Regions from separate parts of the Homo sapiens genome. Here region 2 is linked to region 1. A link is an interaction called in ENCODE POLR2A ChIA-PET data of the cell type or tissue named here. Cell type or tissue: PC-9. All regions are shown on one strand. Links, peaks and the distances in the headings refer to the core of each region. The heading gives the core; the rest is flanking DNA. Region 1 has its middle 76 kb from the start of LINC01742. Region 2 has its middle 68 kb from the start of CIMIP1.

Region 1 (4,396 bases), core at 247-4,246:
CTACCATGAGTTCTCTCAGGACAAAGCCCACCTTCCAGTGGGACCCACATTCTGGCCAAGTGCCTGGCTTAGCAGAGGAGGCTGGCCCTGTCCCAATGCTTAGCCCAGAAACAAAGCAGCCAGTGACTTCCAGGCCCCAGAGACAGCCACATCCTGGGAGGGAGGGGTGGCTGTTCCGTGGCAACCAGAAGCTCATAGGGTCTGGGACTGACTTTCATCTACCCTCTCTGCTTCCCGCCAAGCTGCTCCACCTACAGTCTCCAAAATCCACTATGGGACTCAAACCCCAACACCTGGAGCCACCTTGAAGCACCCGCTTCTCTCTCATCTCTGAGGCTGAATCAATTCATTCGTTTGTTCACTTATTGCATAAATATTAATTGGGAGCCTCCCATAAACCATGTTTTTGTCATCACCAGGGACAGCCAATTCCACTTCCTGAATGTTCTCCATTTCCATAGCACCTACTTGGAGCGAGCTCCTGTCACCTCATCAATTACAGCCAACTCCTCGTGGTCTCCTGCTGTCCTCTCCAACCCCTCCAGGATAAGCTTAGGAAATGCAAGTCCAGCCAGGTCTTTTCTCTGCTGAACACCTTCCAAGAGCTTACCATTGTCCCTATGATGAGACAAGGCCCTGATGAGCCCCTGCACAACCAGGCCCCACTATCTTGCCCAGCCCTGAGCTCCAGCCACCCCAGCCATCTCTCTGTCTTTCTGCTTACAATCCCAAACTATTTCCTCAGTCAGGGACATTCTCTTTCCTCTCCTTGCTCATAAAACTTCAGCTTATTTTATTTGCCCAGTTTAGACAGCCTTTATTCAGAGGAACCTCTTCTGATCCTTCTTTTTGAGTCATGTACCCCAATTCATGGTTTGATGCTTCCATGTTGTTGCCTTTTGAAAGTTAAATATTTTGTAATTATGTGTTTAATGTCTTCGTCCTCTGATAGTTTTTCGCAAGTTGCATGATAGCAGGGTCTCATATGGCCTGTTTATTGCCGTGTCTCTAGTGGCAGGAAGAGTGCCTTGCACATAGTAGGTCTTCCCTTCATTGAATGAATGAGTGAATAAGCAAACAAATCCATGAATGAATGCATGGCTTTTATCTTTCCCCTGGGACACATAGAGGCAGCATATTACATTTTCTGCTTTTTATTTTTTTCTGACCCACCTAGAGTGTTCTATTTATTTTGGTTTGATTCTTGTCATTTCTCATTTCTGTCCTTCAGGTTCCCAAGTAATACGGGGTTCAGAGTTGTGGGAATTAAAGATGGCTACAAATTATTTGGGGTCCCTCCCATTGAGAGGTAAAGTTCATGTTGTCTCATCTTGTATCATGGCTGGTGCCTGACCAACCGGTATGGTGGAAGGGATGCTCTGTCCATTCCAGGCTTTGTCTTTAAGGGGACTGCTACCTTCCACTTTTTTCCTCTTGATACCCTGAGCACTCATGGATGGATTCTGACTGCTCTGAGGCTGCCATGCTGTGAGGAAGCCCAAACTAGCCACATTGGGCCATGTAGATAGAGGATAAGGAGGAGGAGAGAGAGACAAAGAGGAGGAGGAGGAGGAGAGGAAGGAGGAGGAGAAGAAGAAGGAGGAGGAGGGAGACAAGAAGGAGGAGGAGGGAGACAAGAAGGAGGAGGAGGATGAGGAGAAGGGGCAGGAAGAATAAGAGGAGGAGAAGAAGGATGGGGAAAAGGGAGAGAAAGAGAAAGGAGGAGGAAGATGGGGAGGAGGTGGACAGGGAGAAGGAGGAGAAGGGGGAGGAAGAAAAGGAGGAGGAGGAAGAAGAGGAGGGTGAAGAAGAGGAGGGTGAGGAAGAGGAGGGTGAAGAAGAGGAGGAGGAAAAGGAGGAGGAGGAGGAGAAGGAGGAGGAGGAGAAGGAGGAGGAGAAGGGTGGGGGGGGGAGGAGAAGAAGGGGGATGAGGAGAAAAGGGAGGAGGAAGAGGGGGAGGAGGAGGAGAAAAGGGAGGAGGAAGGGGGAAGGAGGAGGAGGAGGAAAGATGCCCAGTCATCCCCCAGTTGTTCAAGTCTTCTGAGCTGAGGTCCCAGACTTGTGCTGTCCCTGCTGTGTGTCATCCGCCTGGCATGCAGAGTTGTGATGCAGCATAGTGATAAACAGCTGCATGAAGTTCTGATTTTTGGGGTGGTTTTTAGGTAATAGTAGATAACCAGAGCAGGGACTCCTTAGCTTTGGCAGAGAAGACAAAATTTTAAGCCAATTAAGTAATGCCATATCTGCCCCCACCCATCACACTTGCAAATCCTCCCACGAGAGAGCTTGCTCTCCTAGAATGCTTCTCTAATAAAAATAAACAGATAAACAGCATATCCATGGGTTTCTGACTTATGGGGCAGAAAGATTCCTTTGGTTTTGTGTTTCAGAGTCTTTCCTTGTGGTCTTTTATTTTTCCAAAACAGACTCTCAGTTGGTTTTCATTACTCTGTGACCACTGGAAAATTCTAATCCTTAATGCAAGACCTATATTTTAAGAACATTTTAAGAATCAAGAAAATTGGGAAGAAAACTATGTCCAGAAGGAACGGAGCATCCCAGAATGCTTTGAGGGTGGGGGTGGGGAGGGGTCTGAGACCAAAAAACTCCTCATGTCTTCTTACTACATGGTCCCAGCCTGGATCTCACCTGCAGCCTGAGTGCTGACTCCTAAGTCCTCTCAGCCTCCTTTTCCATGGGAGTATGGTGGAGCGCAGATCAGTTGGGGTGGGAGTGGAATTATTCGAATGTCTGTTATTTACCTCCTCTGCCAAAGCTGAGGTCTCCTGTTCTGGACATCTATTGCTATGATGTGTTTGTTGGCTGAACAGAAGTGACCCTTCCTTTGAAGCTGGGCTGAGTGGGTCTTGTTTATAGGTGGAAATGCACTTTGCACCCTTGGCTCATGCCTCTTTCTGTGGAGATAGCTCCATGTTGCTGGTTAAGGGGCAGCTGCACATAGTCATGGTGTCCAGTAACTTGCCAGTGGCTTCCAGAGGGACTGCCACTGACAACCTTCCTTGGACTGAGTGCCTGGGAGAATATATTTGGGCAACTTCATGTATGAGTAGAGCAGGAACACATCAGGGATTTGAACAGATGTCATCTAGAGGAGCAGGAACGCCATCTCCCTCCCAACACCCAATAAATAGGTGTTTCTTTCAGGGAGGGGAGTCAGCTCCTAGGTTGGTAAAAACAACAAAGAGTGGAGGAAGGACTTTGTAGAAGGGGAAGGTCTGGGTGAACCATAAACTACTGGCCTGCAAGGAAGAACTGGGACAAAAGAGGCTGAGCCTGCCTGGGGTGGTGAAAGAGTAGAACCCATGGTCAGGGTGGCCCAGGAAGGCCCCAGGGTGGAGTGGAAAACCCACGGCCAAACAGGACACTCAGGGATGGCATGATCATGAGTGCCAGGAGACTAGCTTGGAACGTGTGCAAATGTCCCAGACCCTTTGGTTTTCAAGTTGCTTTCCACCCAGCAGCCCAGGCCATCTTCTCTAAACCTTCTCCAAAATTAAGTCATGTCTTGCCTGCTCATCTTCAAATCCTGCAGTCCTCCTAACATTCTATTCTGCATGTCTTGGTTTCAGCCAACTTCCTTGGACTCCATGTACCCACAAGGCCTCTGGCACACCAGGCTTCTCATAGCCCCTGGTGCTCATTCTGCTCTCTCCAACCTCAGGATCTTTGCACATGCTGGTCCCTCCACTTGGAAAGCTTTTCTCTTCTCTCTTTACCTAATTAGCAACTAGTCATCCTTTAGGTCCTGATCAGTTGTCATTTGCTCAGGGAAACATCCCCAGAGCCCCCTAAGTAGGTTTGCTTCCTATTCTAAACTCTTCTAGCCTCATGCACTTTTCCCTTTGATCCCAAGTCAGAGCTTTTGTCATAAGAGCTGTCTCCCTCACAAGAGGTCTGGCTCTGTGAAGGTGGAGACCTTATCTCTTTTAGCCCATTGTTGTATCTTCAATTCTCAGCACACAGTAAGTGGTTAAGAAACCTCATTGAATGAATGGGTAATGAGAATCATTCACTCAAGATGTATGAGTGAATCACTGGGGAGTCGTTTGTCCTGGTTTGCTTCAGATTCACCTAGAAAAGCCCCAGACATTTTCTCAAAAAAGGGTAAATCATGGTAGATGTGTCTTTCATGAGGGAAGAGAAGAATATATTTATTTTTATTTTTATGGTGCTAACAGGGGAAGAGGTTTCAAGGCCCTAGAACAAGCCTCTCCCCTGCCCTCTCACTCATTGTAAACCACACTGATTTGCTGCAAGCTCAGAGTGGGCCATGGCTTATGTGACTCAGAGGAGCTTTCCCTGATCCTTACCTCACACCATACACAAAAAGCAATTCTAAGAGTGCTTATGAATTTAAATGTAGAAGGTAAAACAA
Region 2 (4,396 bases), core at 289-4,288, 150 kb before region 1:
ACAATGCACAGATTGGTTTCACCTGGAAGCCATGGGCAAGACAGATCGAATCGTCATGATTGACCAAGACCACTCAAGTCCCACCCGGGGAGCTGGGGCAGGCTCCGCTTCCCCACGGGCTGTGTGGAGGGAGGGGATCTGGAGTAGTGTCAGGGGTGGGAGGGGAAGGAGGAAGGGGAGAAGGATGCTGAATAGGAACCAACAGAGTCCATTACTCTGGCCAAGAGGAGAATGTTAACAAATTCTGGAAAGGATGTAACTTACGGGCCAAATTTTCTGCCAATAATGCTTTATGATATTTGTAAGAAAACTAGATTCTTAAAATGGAAGCACATCTTCTGTACTGTAAAGTGCACAGTGTTAAGTATACACCTGAGTGAATTTTTACACATGTACAGCCACCCAGAACACCTCCTGAAGCTTCCCATGCACTGCTTCGCAGCTAATGCCTCCTTCCAAGAGGCAACCGCTGTACTATTCCGACTGCAGTCACTATAGATTAGCTTTGTCTGCTCTTGAATCTTTCACAGATGGAATTATATGGCCTGTAGTCTATTGTGTCAGCTTCCTTTACTCAATATAGTGTTGGCGACATTCACATATGCTGTTGTGTATATCAGTCCCATTGTTTATTGCTGCATAGTGCTCCTTTGTATGAATTCACCACTGTCCTTTCTCTAACAAATTGATAATTTCACTGGGAAATTTTAAAGCATACTCTTCTAAATAATTTTTAAATCAAGGAGAAAATAGAAACTTAAATTTTATATCAATATTATTTATCAAATATTGATATATTACAGCAACATCTTGGATGTAGCCAAAGCCATATTCAGAGGAAAATCTATATCCCAAAATTCTTTTATTGTTAAGAATGAGGGGCTATGAATGACTAATAATTAAACTAAAGAGTATAGAAAACACTATAAATAAAGCAGAAAACAGAAAGTTGTATTATTAGAGAGTAAAGCAGAAATTTATTAGGAAAAATAGTAAAGTTGATAAGTAAAATAAAGAGTTGATTATTTCAGAAGCCGAGCAGGGTGGTGAGTGCACATAGTCCCACCTACTTGAGAGACTGAAGCAGAAGGATTGTTTGTGCCCAGAACTTCAAGGCCAGCCTAAACAACATAGTGAGACTGTCTCTAAGCAAACAAACACAAAATAGTTGCTTATTTCAAAAGACAAATAAAATAGACAACCACCTCATACGTTTGTACAATAAAAAGAATAAAACAAATATTTGCATCATAAAAAATGAGAAAAGATTTACCATCACAAGTATGCATAATATTTTTAAAATGACAAGAAAATATTTAAAAATCTAGGGAGATCATAGATGACTTTCTCTAATGTTATAAATATGGAAAATTGACTCTGAACACTCAACTGTGATAAACTGGCTTGCAAACAACCACATTGGGCAAGGGAGGGGCAGATGGGCCCTGGGCAGGTATCACTACTTGGAAATACGGGCCCAAGCTGGTCAGACCTGACTTTTTAAAGGGGGGCCAATAATTGAACGTTTTGTGTAATTTCTGAGTTTTTCTATGCCAACAATGAGTACCTTTTTTTACACTTAACATGGATGAAATCAAATTTGCTGATAGATTTGGTCATCATTTTGTAAGCTTTATTAAAATGGACTTGGATGCATGGAAATGAAGAATCAAAGGAAAGAAGAGCATCTTTTTGCAAGCTTCAGTTTCTCTGAAAAGAAAGTCTAATTCTGCATGGTTCAATAGGAATATAATGTGAGCCACCATATAATTCTGCATTTTCTAATATCCATGACAAAAAAATTAGAAACAGGTGAAATTAACTTTTAAAATTTATCTATATCCAAAATATTGTCATATCAATATATAATAATTTAAAGATTATTGATAACATAGTTTATATTTTCTGTCTGTCTTTGAAATCCGGTGTATGTTACAGTTATAGCACATTTCAATTTAGCCACTATATTTTCATCAGAAATAGTTGATCAATATTTAGATTTTGTAAAGTTGAAATCGACAATTGAAAACGTGGATTCCTATATTTATGTTGTTCCAAACATATTTAAAGTTTGGAATTGTGCATAAAAAAACCATTTTCCTTTAACATTCCCATGCACATTGCCAAAACTGGTTCATCTTGTTGTTTAGAAGAAGTGATTTGACTTTGAAGCCAAAGCATATCGGTTTCCAAACTATCCAAGTTAAGTAAATTAACTAACTCTTGTGATAACTCAGTATTATTAACCTTGAATGCAAAGGGGACATCACATAAATTTGAAAAAAAAAACCTCAAAATTTATCAATATTAACCAAATGTTCTTCAAATTTTTCTGATAGCTTTTGCAGCCAATTTACATAATGCTGCCAATTACAATGAAAATCTACATATTGATTTGTGTTGGAAAAATGTGAAAATCATTATTATTGATTTGCATTATGAAAGGTTCAAATTTTGGCATAAATTCGTCTACCCATCTGACTAGGTCACTGATAAACTCTTTCATTCTTTGGGGCTTCAAATTTAGCTCTTTCATATGTGTGTGATAATAGTGAGAAAACGTTAAACCAAACTGGCGGGGGTTTTTGTCTTTGATTGCATATTTGGCAAGTATGTCCTTTGTTTCAAAGAAATCTTGAATTCAAGTCAACACCACAGTAAATCTTTGTAAAACTCTTTCATAACTCAGCCAATGAGCAAAGAAAGAACACAACATCATTAAATTCGTTGTCTTCTATTTTCAGCCATAAAGTCATGATGATTCATAGCCCTTGCACATAAAAATACTAAATGATTTTAACCACTATATCCATGGCACTTCCTAGAGTCTGTTTCAGAAGACTGGACACAAATGTTTTTAATATGTACCATACTGTGGAATGAAGCATTAAGGGAAATAGCAGTCTCTTCTTTCAATATTCCAGCAAATCTGGATTTTTGATCTAAGATAGCTGATCTGTCATGATAGAAACTAATTTTCTCATTTCTAGCTGAAATTCTTCTTTGACAGATGTAGAAGATACAAAATTATCTATGCCATGAGTTCAATGTTTTAAGCCGTGAATGGACAACATTCCCTCTTAAATTTGAAAATCCTTTGAGATGAAATTTACTCAAAGTGTTAATTGGGCAGTGCAACTATCTGAGGCTAAAATATTTTAAGTTTTTCAAATAATCAATTTATTTTTGATATTTTCAAAAAGATTTTGAGTCGATGGTCATTTGTTGGTTTAAGTGAAGATCTTATACTCTTCAAGAAAAAATTTTTTAGTCTGTTCTTTATACTGTAACAAAATTCTTATACTGAAATAATTTTTTTCAAAAGTCTCCATTTAAAAATGTTTTTCCTCTTGCCGGGCGCGGTGGCTCATGCCTGTAATCCCAGCACTTTGGGAGGCCGAGGCGGGCGGATCACGAGGTCAGGAAATCGAGACCATCCTGGCTAACACGGTGAAACCCTGTCTATACTAAAAAATACAAACAAATTAGCCAGGCGTGGTGGCGGGCACCTGTAGTCCCAGCTACTCGGGAGGCTGAGGCAGGAGAATGGCGTGAACCTGGAGGGGTGGAGCCTGCAGTGAGCTGAGAGCGCGCCACTGCACTCCAGCCTGGGTGACAGCAAGACTCTGTCTCAAAAAAAAAAAAAAAAAAAAAAAAAAAATTAGCCAGGCGTGCTGGTGGGCACCTGTAGTCCCAGCTACTCGGGAAGCTGAGGCAGGAGAATGGCATGAACCTGGGAGACGGAGTTAGCAGTGAGCCGAGATCGCACCACTGCACTCCAGGCTGGGCAACAGAGCAAGACTCTGTCTCAAAAAAAAAAAAAAAAAAAAAAAAAGTTTTTCCTCTTCTGAGCAAGCATTCTAACTATTTCCTAGCTGGCCAAAGTTACGAAGTGAAAATTCATTACAATTTTTTTATTGGCCATTTCCTTCTGATTTTAGTTGACTTGTTTTGTTGATTCTTTCTGACTATTGAAAGAAAACGTATTTTCAAATTCATTATGTATTTGATAAGAATGTCTGTGACTAGTGTTCATTTTATTATCTTTAATCCAACAGATAAAAAGCTATTTGTTTTCTTCCTGCAGAAACAAACTATAATTGCCACTCACCATGAAATTTGTGGTATCTCTGGTTTTCTTTATAGTTCTGCATCTCCATTTGATTCTGTATCAGTACCATTCCTGTATTTTAAATCTCAAATTTTGTCCATATTTATTTTTTGAAACTAGAAAAACAGTTTATATCAAAGTCAAAATAATAAGAATTTCAATTTAATTACACAGATATCGCTGTAACTTGTAAGTCTGCATAATATATTTAAATAAACATATTACAATGTTACATTTGTCCACAGAAAAATAATCATCCCACTGGAACCAATCCATTGACACCAA

The links. Peaks named below come from ENCODE experiments on the same cell type or tissue, not always from the same donor. Only the 100,000 strongest peaks of a DNase experiment are listed, where the experiment ranks them.
Region 2: POLR2A ChIA-PET joins it to region 1 with 5 read pairs; 1 of 35 experiments calls an interaction of 5 or more read pairs at or near these places.

Annotation. Positions count from the first base shown.
Region 1 is chr20:57,926,096-57,930,491 of GRCh38, reverse strand. No RefSeq gene overlaps it. Among named protein-coding and RNA genes, the nearest start is that of LINC01742, 76 kb to the left of the region's middle. In PC-9, for the core only: no CTCF peak of the experiment used is centred there; a DNase peak (open chromatin) is centred at 2,061.
Region 2 is chr20:58,080,449-58,084,844 of GRCh38, reverse strand. No RefSeq gene overlaps it. Among named protein-coding and RNA genes, the nearest start is that of CIMIP1, 68 kb to the left of the region's middle. In PC-9, for the core only: no CTCF peak of the experiment used is centred there; no DNase peak of the experiment used is centred there; H3K27ac peaks cover 141 bases.